Linked DNA regions of Homo sapiens: region 1 is linked to region 2. A link is a loop called in an ENCODE intact Hi-C map of the cell type or tissue named here. Cell type or tissue: PC-3. All regions are shown on one strand.

Region 1 (8,000 bases), 84 kb after region 2:
CATATTTCTGTTCAGCTAAAGATTTTGAATTCTCATATAGAACACATATCAGCTAATCACAGTCTGGTATGAAGGCGGGATTAGATGAGGTCTAATTTAGAAGACAGAAGTGAGGCATCAGGTAAGTTCCTGAAGTGGAGGTGGTGGAAACGGAAGGGTTAAAGGTATTTTAGAAATTTTAAGTAATTCACAGCAGAGGGAGGAAGTGGGAGTGGTAAGATTAGCTTTGGGCTGGGAGTGGTCAGGTCAGCCTGGGCCTCTGAGAGCCACACGTTTCTTATTGCGTGGGAAGTTTAAAAAATGGGTGTGGATGTAGATGAATGGCAAGGAGAGGATGAGTAGGAAGTTGAATGAGTTGCTTTGTTTTTAGAGGAGGTGAGCATGGAATGAGAAGATCACAGCAAATTTTGCCAGAGCTGCTGAGAAGAATGGGAGCAATCCGCAGAGAAATGAAGTGTGCATTGCATGTTGAGCTGGAGAGCACACATTCACTCCATTAATTCATTCGTTTTGCAAATATTGAGTGTCTATTTGGTATCAGACACTATTGTAGGTGCTGCGGGTATAGAAAAGAACAAAATAGGCAAAAATGTTGGCCCTTGAGGAGTTTACATTTTAGTGAGGGAGATATAATAAACATTGTAAATAAATCAAATGTATAGCATGGTAGCTAGTGATAATCTATCACTTTCTTTCTGAGAAGGAAAAATAAACTGGAAATGGAGCTATGAAATGGTGCGTGGGGGGTGGGGTTGAAATTTTAAAGACTTTGGCCAGGCAAGACTCTGTTGAGTAGGTGATTTCAAAGGAAGGTCTAGCGGAGGTGATGGAGCTGTCCCTGTGGTTACCTAAAGAAAATGCACCTGGGGAGAAGGAGTAGCAGGTGCCCGCACCCAGAGGTGGGAACAGTTGGGCATGGACAAAGGTCAGCAAGAGGCCAGGCAAGTGGGGTGTTGAGAACTAGAATATAGTTGGAGGAGGTGAGGTCAGAGAGCCAAGGGCCAGACCGTGGGGAGTCTCAGAAAAAATTTAGGATTCTTTTCTGGGCCAGAAGGGAAGCTTAGGGCAGCTGAGTACTAGACTCTGCCTGTGTTGGTATCCATTCACAAGGTGGTGAGGTTGTGTCCAGCAGGCCCAGCAGCCTGGCTTAAGGAGAAGAGGGCAAACAGCTGGATGGATGCAGGATGAAGTTTACAAGGATGATGTAGAGAAAATAATTGAGGATGATGGTGAGAGTGTGGTTCAAATGCCTGGCAGAGGGACCTTGGCTGCATGGGGAAGGAAGCAAAATCTTAATGGGGTTTAGCAATGGAAGGAAATGAAGGATTTAAAGGACTGCATGGCTCAAGTGAGGTTGACAAATAGGTGTGGAAGGAGGAAGGAAGCGAGAAAATGAGGTACATGGGCAGTCACAGAGTGCCAAGGAGTTAAACATGTCAGACAGTAGTTCCTGGTGACAGCAAGGTCCAGGGTGTATTCATGGACTGCGTGACTCAGGTTAAGTCAAGATCCCCGAAGTTGAAGAGGTCAAATACAGGTTAAACATGGCCTTATGGGAAATGAAATGAATGGGAAATATTAAGGAAATATGATTCTATGAAAAGTGTGGGCATGTTCTTGAATTTTTCATCATTATCAACATTATTTAATGTAGTTGTAATATTTTTAAGCATGAGGAAGCTTTAAAATTAGCTAATCCAACCACTTCAACTTACCCATGAGGAAATGCAGTCACAAATAGATTGAGGGTCATGACTGAGGGCAAAGAGTTATTTGTTGGTATAACTGGGAGTATAGAGGACTTTTTACTTTCTCTCCATACCTCTCAGGTGTTCATCTCTGTGAATCGCTAGTGAACCTGAGATTGAGCTATACTGAAATCTCTAGAAGAGGGAAATCTAGAAGAATAAAGCTTGTGTTTAAGATACTAGGTTTGGCCAGAATTTTCCAGCCAGTGGGGATTTTCTTTCTTACTAAAGAATAACTCATAAAATCACCACCTAGGGAGAATTTCCCATTGTATTGGAAAGGGTGGTCTTTAAATCCTTATGTTTTTCTCATCAGGTTACAAGATGAGAAGAAAGGTGATGGCGTTAGAGTTGGCTTCTTTCAATTGGTAATAAAACTGTGTTGATTTATGGCAGTGGGTGTGCAGCTATAAATTGTTTAGATCATGAGGGGAGTGTTAAATCTTTAGTCATATTGGCAGGTTTTTAACTTCAGTGATCACTTTTTCAGTCATAGGCTTTGCCTATGTGATAACATGCTGAATAACTATTAGAAATATATTGCTCATAAAGCATACAAATCCTATCCAATAGATCAGAAAAATGTCTTGGAAAATTATCACTAAGCCCATGGTTATCATATTTGTAAGGAAAGTCATCACAACAATCACATATATATATTTATTCTTATGACAAATCTTTAGAAATTTTAAAGTATAGGTGTTTACTCCAAATTTTCTCAGGATGGAGGCATTTCTAGGCAGAAATTGGCATTCTTCATAGTCACTATCAGTTCAACAAAACAATTTATAGTATTTCTCAATGCCCCACACAGTTTATCTACTTGGCAATGGCATCAATGACAGTGATTATTTTCCCCTAAGTTGTAGATGAGTAGCTAAAAACGAAAGTCAGCTCCTGAAATAAACAGAATGAATTCAGAGAGCAGGAAATTTATAACATGATCTAACAATGTAAGAGTCTAATGTTTTAGATAATTGATGTACCGTGCCGTTTATTTCAATATAATTAGTATACGAACTCTGCCACTCAATTAAGGTGATTCCCATGAAATTTGGTGTTGAGTACTATTCATGAGAATCTAGTAACTAAATTAAGTAGTCCTCCTACCTCTCCTGCTCTTCACCCATAGATGATCTCTGAACCCTTTGTTTTTCAAGTTTCGGTTTTCTTCATCAACTGACATTTGGCTGATGTTTGTGGGAAGTTTGTGTGCATTTCTCCATGGAATAGCCCAGCCAGGCGTGCTACTCATTTTTGGCACAATGACAGATGTTTTTATTGACTACGACGTTGAGTTACAAGAACTCCAGATTCCAGGAAAAGCATGTGTGAATAACACCATTGTATGGACTAACAGTTCCCTCAACCAGAACATGACAAATGGAACACGTTGTGGGTAGGTTGTTTTTGTTTTTAATTTTTTACTTTTTTGCTCATATCTTAAATTGTAATTCAAAATGTATAGAGGGGATTTTACTGGCTGAGCTGGAGTGGTATCTAACACAAAGAGAATAGAAACATGAGTTTACCCATATTTCTAGAAATTACTCTGCCTCAAGTTTCCTTCTATCTTACTATGTTTTAAAATCTTAATAGAAACAGGATTGAAAGTCACTCACCAAATACATTGCCAAAATGTTACCACTTTATTGAGTATAGGCTTGAGCATGACACTACCAATACTTAACGTCACTAGGGAGGTGACCCATGAATTTTACTTGAGTATCATCTCCAAGAGTTCTATTTTTCCCCCCCACCAACTCCCCTCTGCCCCTTAGCTTTGTGGCTGTGGCTGGTGATCCACTTGATCTTAACCCTTCCATCTGTAATGGGAATTTCATGAACAGGCTGCATTACTTTGAGTAAGGTACACTAGTCTCAACCAGTAGTTGAGTTTGTTTTTTTCTTTTTTCTTTTTTTTTTTTTTTTAAGATGGAGTCTCCTTTTTTGCCCAGGCTGGAGTACAGTGGTGTGATCTTGGCTCACTGCAGCCTCTGCCTCTTGGGTTCAAGTGATTCTCATGACTCAGCCTCCTGAGTAGCTGGGATTACAGGCGCCCGCCACTATGCCCAGCTAAATTTTGTATTTTTAGTAGAGATGGGGTTTCACCATTTTGGACAGGCTGGTCTCAATCTCCTCAGGTCATCTGCCTGCCTCAGCCTCCCAAAGTGCTGAGATTACAGGCGTGAGAAAACTAGGGCAGTGCTGTGATCAGAGGCAACCACGCAGAAGTAGCCAGAACTCACACAGACACAGTCACTATGCTACTGTTTTCTTTGTGATAAGCCTGACAGGCCACCTTGTAATCAGTGAGTCTGTCGTGTACTCAGGGCTGACTCACTGTCATAGCATGGCCTTTGCAGTGTGCCTCATGCTGGCTCAAGTTCAGAACAGCTTATTTGCACATAGGAACCCACATATTCAGGTTCAAGAATCAAGGGTGGGGCACATCTTGGCTAGAAAGACACTAGGAATGGCTCCCTCAGAGGAATTTATAGTTTTCACCTTCATTTTTGAAATTTTCTATAGGCTTGATTCCAGACTATGAATGAGTCCTTCTAAATCATTGACACTCTTCCATAATATTATCTCTCTTAGGGTCTTTCATTCATTTACTCATTCAACCAAAATTTTTTTAAACATCAAATATACCAGGAACTCATGAAAGCATCAAGGACACAGTTGTCTTAAGAGCATGGTCCTAGCCAGGTATGGTGGCTCATGCCTGTAATCGTAACACTCTGGGAGGGTGAGACAGGAGGATTGTTTGAGCCCAGAAGTTCGAGACAAGCCTGGGCAACATAGTGAGACCCTGTCTCTACAAAAATTTTTTTAAAAAATAGCTTGGCTTTGTGGTGTGCCCCTGTCATCCCAGCTACTTGAGAGGCTGAGATGGGAAGATCACTTGGGTCTGGGTGTTTGTGGCTGCAGTTGGCTGTGATTACATGGGTGACAGAATGAGACCCCATCTCAGAAAAACCAAAAGAGTCATGATCCCTATCTGTGTGAAGCTTAAGCCTAGTAAGCCATCATTCAGTCAATGATCATTTAAAAACATATGCAGTGACAGACTTGGAGGTACCTGACAGAAAACACAGGATAATATACAATGTGAATTATTCTTTATAAACAACAAGCCTACTTATTCTATATAAGTTCCCTAATGTCTAAATATGTATGTTTCTTTTCTAAAATTGGAAGTTTCTTTTCATTTGACAAACTCAGAGCAATTTGTATAAAAGAGAGATTGAGTTCAACAAAAGTCTTTGAAATCCTTCATTTATGCGGGAGGACAGAAGTGAACTGCTTTTTACAGAGGGGTTTGACCACAAAACATAAGATTAATCATTCTCCCCTTGGAGAAAAAAATGCATTCAGACCTATGTGTGATGTAAATTGACCCAAGCCACGGATAACACTTATGAGGATAAGTTTTTGAGGAAAAGGTCCTCAAGTATATCTTATCATGCCTTAAAATTTGGAAATAAATGTGAGAGGAGCCAAAATTTGAGGCATATACATGATACTAGGTGCTTATGAATATTTATCCAATGAATTAAAGAATGAATCTACTTTCAACATTTGCATCATAGCCATCTATTAAAAAGGAATTCTCTGTGGCCACTCATTACTCACTGTCTTCATTGTTACTGGATCACATACCTGAAGGCGAGCAAAGAATACAAACTGAGGCTTTCAGAAGTCCACTGGCTTTGGCTGAATTCACGTAATACCAAATGTGAATGGACATTTGTCCTTTTCTTTTTAAAAAAATTCATACAGATAGCTGAAATTGTATAGACTATACCTTTCTAGGCATTTCTTTACCAGGAACTCCTTGATGAGTTAAATACTGTCATCGTGAGTTATTGTGATCATTGACATGAATACTATTTGTTCTATTCTGAATAACATGTTTGTTTAGCTGTTTTATGGTAAGATCACCGCGATCTTATGACTTGGGTGGGACAGAGGAGAAAAGAGAGGACATTTTTCTACCTGTAAGTAGTTTATATACCTCCAAAGTCGCCCAAACTGTTTGCAGGTTTCTTTCGTGGAAAAAGTATATCATTAAAAGTACAGTTTCTCCTTTTATTACAATAGATGTATTAGCCTTAGAATATACAAGACAACCCAATAATTTTAGCAACAAAAGCATGTGTGTGTAATGACAGGAGCTGGTTTTACTATTTTATTATATTGGTTTCCACATGTCAATTGTAATCTAGTAGATGGAATTTTTAAGTTAAAGCCTTCCAGATGGCTGTCAGTGAATTACACTGATAAGGATTACAGAGTGTCAGGTCTCTTGATTAGCTTATCAGAATTTCTGGTCAGAACAGTCGAATAATAGATAAAAAAATGAAAGCAGATGAAGGAATAGGAAGTTAAAATACCACAGTTGCAATTTCATTTTATTTTCTTTTATCCAATTAAAGTGTAAACACTCAAATGGAAGCCACAAAGTCTCGTGTAACTTAATTGTAGAAGAGACATACTGTAATTTCTGCCATATTCTATGGGTCACAGAAACCAACCCTGGTGTAATTTGGAAGGAGTCTAAACAAGTGTGAATATTGCCAGATGAGAATTTTAGGGGCTTTTTGGAGGCTGATTACTACTGCGGGCATTGGGGAGCTCAAGTCTTCACTTCCTCTCATACAGATAAATCAATGCAGAAATCTAGGCCTGTCCTTTCACTTGGATTTCAGTCTATGTTCTTAGCAATATATATTCAGTTTGTATAAGCAAGCACTATTTTGTAGCTAGACAGTTTAGGCTATATACTTTTGTAATGGCTTTGTTGAGATACAATTCACATACTATAAAATTCACCCACTCGAAGTGTACAATTAGATGTTTTTTAGTATATTTACAGAGTTGTGCATTCACTGCCACAGTCAATTTTAGAACATTTTCTTTTTTTTCCTTTTTTTTAATTATACTTTAAGTTTTAGGGTACATGTGCACAATGTGCAGGTTTGCTACATATATACACATGTACCATGTTGGTGTGCTGCACCCATCAACTCGTCATTTAACATTAGGTATTTCTCCTGATGCTATCCCTCCCCCCTCCCCCCACCCCACAACAGGCCCCAGTGTGTGATGTTCCCCTTCCTGTGTCCATGTGTTCTCATTGTTCAATTCCCACCTATGAGTGAGAACATGTAGTGTTTGGTTTTTTGTCCTCGCGATAGTTTGCTGAGAATGATGGTTTCCAGTTTCATCCATGTCCCTACAAAGGACATGAACTCATCATTTTTTATGGCTGCATAGTATTCCATGGTGTATATGTGCCACATTTTCTTAATCCAGTCTATCACTGTTGGACATTTGGGTTGGTTCCAAGTCTTTGCTATTGTGAATAGTGCCACAATAAACATACGTGTGCATGTATCCTTATAGCAGCATGATTTATAATCCTTTGGGTATATACCCAGTAATGGGATGGCTGGGTCAAATGGTATTTCTAGAATTTTAAAACATTTTCATTACTAGAAAAAGAAACCCCTTGCCCCTCGGCCATCACTTTCTAGTACCTCATCCTCCTCCCTATCCCTAGGCAACACTAATCTGCTTTCTGACTGTAGATTTGCCTATTCTGAACATGTCATATTAATAATATCATATAATATGTGATCCTTTGAGATTGGCTTCTTTAACTTAAGCATGTGTTTTTTGCAGTTCATCCACATGTATTTTTATTGCTAAATAATATTTCGTTATATGGATATAATACATGTTATGTATCTGTTCATCAGTTGATGGACATTTGGATTGTTCCCACTTTTGAGCTATTACAAATAATTCTGCTGTGAACATTTGTATACAGATTTTTGTGTGGACATGTCTTCATTTCTCTTGGGTACATGTCTAAGTGTGGAATTGCTGTATCACATGGTAACTCTATGTTTAACTATTCTAGGAACTGCCAGACTATTTTCCACAGTGGCTGCACCATTTACATTTCTGCTAACAGTGTATGAGGGTTCTAATTTCTCCACATCCTCACCAGCACTTGTTATTTAGCATCTGTGATATCTCTCATAGGTAGAATAATGACCCCCAAAGATATCCAGGTCCTTATCCCTAGAACCTGTGAATGTTACCTTGTATGGGAAAAGGGTCTATGCAGACGTGATTCAGTTAACAATATCGAGATGGGGGAGACTATCCTGGATTATCCAGGTGGGCCCTAAATGCAGTCATGTGTGTTCTTAAAAGGGATGGTTGCTAAGAAGAAGG
Region 2 (8,000 bases):
TCTAGGGACTAATCAGGCAAGAACTGTGATCTGGTTCCTGCTTGAGCAGGTGTTATATGCAAAAAAGAAAATAGAAGAAAAAAAAAGAAAGATGCTTGGAAATACTACTAAACCAGAATCTGTACTAAAGCTCTGGCTGTATTAGTACCTCATCTACTAGGATGGAAATTATATTTTCTTTTTGAAAAATGAATTGCAGAGTTGAGGAAGAATGTTAGCATTAGGAATATCAAATTATCTTATTTTTCACCTTGCAAAGACTCACAAAACTCTTGGTCAGCTTTGTCCTTATAAACTATGGCTTAGATTGAGTTGTCATAAATATAAAAAATGTTTTTCATTTTGAGAATGTTTAGCTTTTCCTCCACATTGATGGGACTGTGATGTCTTGTGTTCTTGAAAACTACTGGGATTAATAGTGTGCAGAAGAGCCAAAATTGATCATTTTTTAAAGAAGTTTCCTGGAAATTTTTCTCATTAACTATTGGTCAGGGTGAAATATTGGTCATTAAGTATTGGTCTACCCTAAGATAACAGAAGTTATAGAGTTTCTGGAGAGATTCTAACTAGAAGAGATTCTCTTCAGGCTGGATGGCTTAGACATGTCCTGCCTGTAAGCAGAGAAATAGACTCAATGATCCCTGGTGCTCTTTTAGTTCTGTGCCTACTGGGCCCAGGATGGCTTGGCATGGAGGCAGCCTCCTTTGCAATAGGTGGTGGGAAATCACTACAGTAACACTGCTCAGTATCTGGCTGAGAGCAGAGCCAGAGCTGGGGAGCCTTCAGGAAGACCTGAAATGCTCAAGGAAGTTATAAGACTTTGACTGAACTGGCACACTGACAGCACAACTATTGGGATCAGCAAGCTTGATCTTTTTGAAAAAACGTATTATTTTTCATGTTTTAGGGACAGAGTTTTGCTCTGTTGCCCAGGCTGGACTATAGTGGTGCAATCATAGCTCACTGCAGCCTCAGTCTCCTGGGCTCAAGATACCCTCTTGCCTCAGACTGTAGCTAGGACTACAGGCACATGCCAGCATGCTCAGCTAATTTTTATATTTTTAATTTGTTTTTGTAGAGATGGGGCCTCCCTGTGTTGTCCAGGCTGCTCTGGAACTGATTCTCCCGCGTTGGCCCCCCCAAAATATTGGGATTACAGGCCTGAGCCACTGCACCCGACCAGCTTGATCTTGAGTAATAAATTGACCCTTAGTTAGAAAGGCTAATATAGACTAATTTTTGTGTTCATTCAACAAACATGTATTGAACATTGATCTGTGTGCCAGCGATGTCCTAGGTAAGGAGATACAAAGATAAGCAAAGCATCATTATTCATGATTTTATGGAGCTTATGATATGATACAGGAGACCTATATTAACTAACCATATGCATATACAATTACAGACTGTGATGAGATTCCTGAAGAAAATTACAGGGCACAGTGAGAGTGTACAAGATGGGAACCTAACTGGATAAAGAGGTGGTGGTCAGAATTTGAAATTGTGCAGGCTTCCCTGAGAACGTGGTTGAGATCTGTAGGACAAAGAAACTAGAAAACCAGGTAAGATGGAACTTTCCAGAGAGAGGCATGGGAAAGCTGCAGAGGTGGCCAAGTGAAGAGAACAGTGCTATAAAATGAGGCTAATGAGGAGTATGGTGGCAGCAGGGTTCACATAATCATTTTAGTCTTCAGCCAAAGTGCAACAGGAACACTTTGAAAAGATTTTAAGAAAGCAACGACAGAAGGAGTAGAATGATTAGATGTTAATTATGAACAATTCTGACTACAATGAAGAGAAATCAATGATGGTGCACAAGGTGGATATGCTGTGGTAGAAACAAGAGATGAGGGTAGCTTGAACAGGTGATTGCACTGGAGATGAAGAAAGGTAGACAGACTCCAGATCCCTATGGAGATTAAATTGACAGTAGTTGGTGCTGGACTGGGAAAACATCTGTGGGGCAGGGAAGATAAAAACTCCAGATTTGAATATATTGTGGATGCCCAGATGAAGGACACACTTGGATTTTTGGATCAGGTCAGAGGGAGGGTTTGGGAGGTTCTCTTGGTCTCTCTAAACTAAGTGAGGAAGAATCCTTCAAGCTAGATGTGGTGGAGGACAACATCTCCGTTCATCTTGGCCGTGCATTCCTGGAGAAGGTCCTCTAAGGCTTCCTGAGTATTGGCCTTAGATTTGGATTATTTCCAAAAGGCTCTAGGAAGGAAGGCCTCACATCCATCATGTTCCTTATTATAGGCCAATACTTAGAAGAATGTCCATCGTAGTCAAAATATGTCTCTTCAAATATTTACAGATAAAAATTTGATAGGTATTTTCCCCAAAAGAACAGAGAATTAGAAGTGATTATGGTAAGACAGAGAGAAGTCTAGGAACCCATGCCCAAGATGCCTGATATAGTGACTGTCTGATATCCTCGTCCCCCCTTTCTCCCTACCACACATCTTGTGCCTCTGTAGAGACTTATGCCTCTATGCCCCCAACACCCCACCTTCTCATGTATTTTAAAAACCTTTAAAAATTGCTTAGGTGAATATATTTGGTATTATTTTGGAGTAATATCACACCTGGTGACATTTGTTTTAAGGAGAGAATTTTTTAGTTGGATGAAACAGGGAGTTACCAAATTGTAGCTACTGGAAGGAAAGAACAAAGAACTCAGGTCTAGGCAAAACAAAAGAAAGAACACAATCAGGTAGGCCCAAGAATATGACTGAAATGGTTAGAAGCTTGGCAAAGAAAGTTCCTTCAGAGTCTAAACATCTTGGTAGCCCTGGGAGGTCTGGAAAGTCAGGGAGCAGCTTGTCAAGAATTCTAAAGCAGTGAAATGAAGCCAAGATGTGAATTCAAGGTGAGGAGGGGCCCCAGCAGACAACATTGGTGAACTTTACCTCCAAGAACAGACTATGGGGTGGTTAACTGCAACAAGAAGAAACCAGAGATCTACAAGTGAGCTGTCTCTGGGGCTAGGTCCAAGATGGGGATGACCTCACAGGCAGGCAGGTTAGTTAACTTTGCCCGAGAATTCTTCCATCTCATTCTTGCTGTGATTTTTTTTTCATTTTGATGCAAAAATGATGAGTATATCCTTCTTCAAAATTATGAAATGTATATCTAAGTGGATTGACACCATTTGTAATTTGATTTTTCACTCACCAATATGTTGTAAACTTGAAAGGAGAAAATTACCTCATAAGCAGATATTTCTGGAAAGGTGATTAAAAATGAATAGAATTACTAATACCTTCAAACGGACATGGTTTCAAGCAGCAGATATTAAATATTTTTTCTTTTCTTTTCTTTTCTTTTTTTGAGACAAGGTCTTGCTCCGTCTTCCAGGCTGGAGTGCAGTGGCATGATCACAGCTCAATGCAGCCTCAACCTCCTGGCTCAAGTGATCCTCTGCCTCAGTCTCCCAAGTAGCTGGGACTACAGATGTACACTACCATGCCAAGCTAACTCTTTAGTTTTTGTAGAGACAAGATTTCACTATATTGCCCAAGCTGGTTTTGAACTCCTGGGCTCAAGCGATCCTTCTGCCTTGACCTGCTGGGATTACAGGCAGACTTTCTTTGCAATATGTTAAGCATGTGTGTATATGCCTCTGTGTGTGTGTGCACGTGCACACTTGCACATGTGCATTAGCTAATCTCTCTGGCTGTTTACACCATATTATTAAGCAAAACATGTTGCATTCTGCCACTGCAGGCTTCTTCTTGTAAATAGTCTACAAACCTTTGCGAGCAGTATTGGCTATTGGAATCGGGAAACGTCTGTTTAGGGAACTCTTTCTTTTGGATGGGGTGTGGGCCCAGGGTCTATTCAATTTAGAAACATGAATATAAGCAAGATGCAGATCTAATCCCACTGTAACTGTAGACTAAAGAGAGCCTTTTTATTTAGCTCTATATCTTCATGGGGCTTCAAAGACCCTTCAAATGCAAGATTTCCAGCCATCTCAGGTGTAAGTTGTGCCACATGGTCTGGGTCTTGTTACTTTTACAATCATCAGAATAAACCAACCAAATGTAACATTATTCTTCTTTTGGAATGATTAGTTACTATGTCATTACATCTTTCCACCAGAAAACTGTGTGCATCAATGTTCTTAGGGGCTTGAATAGGATGTTCACCTCCATAGCTCCCTCTAGGAAGGCTTGTCTGAGTGTTGGGGAGTCTCTCTTCATATATATATATTTAGGTATATATTCTTTTGTTGCAGTCCTCTTATTCCTTTTCCTATCTTTTTCTTTCCTTCTGTTTGCAGTTCTATCTAGTGTTTTACTGCTGCCTTTAGCTTATACCCGTGTCACACAATGCTTGATCACCCTCCCTTTTCCTGTCCTTTTCAAAGCTTATCAGAACTGAGCTTTGGTCCTTCAGAGTCATCCTCAGCAAGGTAACAGAACATGTCTATCCACTCATGAAAATGTTTGACTTATCTTTTAATATTTAGATAAGAGATGATACTTAACATTCACAAGTTACTGTAAATGCTGGGGACCATAAGCATGGGGCAGGCCACGGTAAAGATCATTTTGAATGGGCAAGTCTTTCAATTTCCCTTACATCACACCAAGCAGGCAAAGCCTAAATACAGGGCAGGACTTGCCTATGTGATGTACCATTCCAGCCCTCCTTTTCAAAGAAAACTTGAGCAGGGACCCTGGGATACCACCAGCGATGGTGGGACTCCCTTTTGCAATCCAAATAAGCACGATCTAAATGAGTCCAGGTTGGAGCAGATAAGGAATGGGGTTGAAAAGGAGATGTGTTCTTGAAATCGGCCAATTTCATAGCCTGGAGGAGACATTTGTGGTTAGCTGAGTCACACTGCCTTGGGATTAGCCAGCTCTGCTTTCTGTTTCAACAATAAAAAGTCTTGCAAAGCTGCTGGCATGTGAGACAGAGGTATCCAGAAAATTTTGGCATCTTTTCCAGCGGCATAATGAGTCTTAGGGAAGAGACTTGTTAGAGCGTGGTCCATGCACTCTACCACCGGAGAGAGGTCCATGTTCACATAGGATTTATTGCCTTTCAGTTTGTCTAGACCTAAAAAGAGACAAAAGTACATTTACTCTTTGGTAGAAGGGGAAAGCAGAGTGGAAGTCTAGGGTGCAAAGGGGAGGATGGATACAAGGGGATTTATTCTGAATTGTCCATTATAATTGAGGCTCATTTTGAGGATTTACTATCTATTCCTCAGAAAATGATATTGCAATGCTTTCTTTAGACCAGCAGCTCTCAAGATTGGGTTGGCAGCAGATTCTTCTAGAGAGCTCATTAAAACCCAGGTTTCTCGGTTCCACCTCCAGAGTTTCTGACTGAGGTATGAGGTGGGGCCCAAGAATGAGCATTTCTAACAAATTTCCAGATGATGCTGATGCTGCTGGTCCAGGGATCAAACTTTGATCCCTCAGTGCTTTAGAGCAATGAGGAAACGATACTTCATAAAGCCCATGAGGCCCCTAAGCCTAGAAAGTTGTATGTTTGATTTCTAATTTGTTTTAGGGGATTATGTGTCTAGAGAAAATGTGGGTTGCACATGTGCTTGTGCATGTATGTGCATGCATGTGTGGATGTAATTGTGCACTTGTATACTTGTATAGGCTTCTATAATCTGTAAATAAAGAGAGAATCATCCCCAAATGTACTGACTCAGGAAGCTAAAAGGATCCCAGTTCTCATGCAAATGAGATGTTTGAATAATGAGCGAAGATACCTTTAGAGAGGCAGGGATTTTACAAGGGATTAGTGGTGGATTACAACCCCAGTCTTTTCAATACATGGTATTGGGAAAACAGTATATCCACATGAAGAAGAATGAAACTGAATCTTACACCATATAAAAAAATCAACTTAAAATGGATTGAAGACTTAAACATAGACCTGAAATTATAAAACTGCCAAAAGAGGCCTGGCATGGTGGCTCACACCTGTAATTACAGCACTTTGGGAGGCTGAGGTGGGAAGATCACTTGATCCCAGGGAGTTCAAGACCATCCTGGGCACCATAGTGTGACCTCATCTCTATTAAAAAAAAAAAAAAACTACTAGAAGAAAACATAAAGGAAATACTTCTTGACATTGGTCTGGGCAATGATTTCTTTGGATATGACCCCAAAAACACAAAGCTAAACAACAGCAAAACTAGATAAGTGGGACTGTATCCAACTAAAAAGCTTCTGCACAGCAAAGGAAACAGTTGAAAGAGTGAAGAGAAAACATACAGAATGGGAAAAAATATTTGCAAACTTTATATCTTAGGCACAGTTAATATCCAAAATGTATAAGAAACTCAACAGCAAGAAAAGAAATAACCTGATTAAAAATGGGAAGAGAATCTGAACAGACTTTTCTCAAAAGAAGATACAAATGGCCAACAGGTATATGAAAAAAATGTTTGTCACCACTAATCATCAGGGAAATGCAAATTAAAACCAAAATGAGATATCACCTCACATTTGTTAGAATGGCTACTATCAAAAGACAAAAGATAACAAGTATTGACAAGGGCATGGAGAAAACCTCTTGTATACTGTTTGTGAGAATGTAAATTAGTACAGTCATTATGGAAAATGGCATAGAGATTTCCCCCCCAAATTCAAAGTAGAGCTATCATATGATTCTCACATACTTTTAAACCATACCTGAGCTGTGTCTTCTCAAGGGAAAGTCTATGATGTTAGATCTTTCTTTCAACTTCAAGTCCCACTGGCCACAAGTTGTTCAAAGAACCTAATAAGTCTTAGTGGCTATTTTAAACTCCTACTATCCCAGCTTGGGAAATTAAGAAAAGATGACCTTCAATTTGTGGTCTACTTTGGGACCGTGACTTTGGCTGATCTCCAAGTCCTGACTTGAAAACTCTAGTGAGAACAACCAGTGTAAAACTGAGCTCAATGCCTTTTGGTATTTCTGAGACAGAACACATGAACCAGGAACCAAGCCAAAAATAATTGGAGATGGAAGTCAGTGATATATTCAAAGGCATTTAAAAAGTATCGGTATCAATATCAAACAGAGAAAGCTCTTTTAAATGAGGGGTTTTGTTTCTGAAGTATTAAGTTCCATCTTAGATGGAACCTACATAGAACCTTCAGAGTCAGGAACTGAAAAGTAGAGTATTTGATGGCAGTGGCTCTAAACCTATAGTGGCATGTCAGCACTAAGATGTTTGTAAGACCAGACATTTCAGTTGATATATAGATAATGTGTGTACCTCTGTGTGTGTGCATGTGTGTGTGTGTGCGTGTGTGTGTGTTTAGGGTAATGGTGGTTGGAGGAGTCAGTCATTTTAAAAACCTCTCCAGGTGGGTCTGACTTGGCTTTCAGCTCTGCCTTGAAAACTCCTGACCATGAACCTTGCCACAGTTGACAGTCTTACCAAGTCCACTGATTAAGAGGCCTGAGCACAGTTTGGAGGGAAAGAACTACCCATAGTTAGGTGGAACCCTGCTCAACTCAAAGCAGGAGGTCAGTGAGTACTTGAGGAATATCAAGTAAACTTTAACCGACCCAAGAAGTTTGTGGCGGAGGGGAAAGCCTGATAACAGGAGTGTAACCAAAGTCCTTAATGCCTTGTTCACATTATAGTGCCATGGCCAAGCATAAATGGCACGGTCAGGCTGCCTGGGTCCAAATCTAGCTCTTCCACTTACTGGTGGTACAATTTTGGTAAGTTATTCTCTATGCCTCTATTTCTATAAAATGAAGACGATAATAAGAGTTTTTTGGGGGATTTTAAATGAGTGTCCCTGTAAAGCACTTAGAATGGTGACAAGTACATAGTAAATATTTACTATTTGTTAGTTGTCATTATGTCATCTTTATTATTATTCTCCCATCTCTGACTCAATCTCTTGACCAGGAAGGCTCCTGGTGTCTTCCATCTTCTCCTCCATGTGTTCCTGCTCCAGAAAGTTTCCACCCAAGTAATTATTTCCTGTCCTTTCCTCTTATTCAAACCTGACCTGCCC

The links. Peaks named below come from ENCODE experiments on the same cell type or tissue, not always from the same donor. Only the 100,000 strongest peaks of a DNase experiment are listed, where the experiment ranks them.
Region 1: it touches region 2 in a loop (3-fold over the local background); 8 of 110 quality-filtered maps call a loop at or near these places.

What each region holds. Positions count from the first base shown.
Region 1 is chr2:169,008,419-169,016,418 of GRCh38, reverse strand. It overlaps ABCB11 (ATP binding cassette subfamily B member 11), which reads left to right. Exons shown (of 28, transcript NM_003742.4): 4 at 2,065-2,116; 5 at 2,909-3,147. Among named protein-coding and RNA genes, the nearest start is that of ABCB11, 19 kb to the left of the region's middle. In PC-3, no CTCF peak of the experiment used is centred here; DNase peaks (open chromatin) are centred at 2,368, 4,078 and 5,558; H3K4me3 peaks cover 2,066 bases; H3K27ac peaks cover 5,904 bases.
Region 2 is chr2:169,092,617-169,100,616 of GRCh38, reverse strand. DHRS9 (dehydrogenase/reductase 9) reads right to left here. Exons shown (of 5, transcript NM_001376924.1): 5 at 4,450-5,073. The coding sequence ends at 4,850. Among named protein-coding and RNA genes, the nearest start is that of DHRS9, 27 kb to the right of the region's middle. In PC-3, a CTCF peak has its summit at 4,173; a DNase peak (open chromatin) is centred at 4,936; H3K4me3 peaks cover 509 bases; H3K27ac peaks cover 1,565 bases.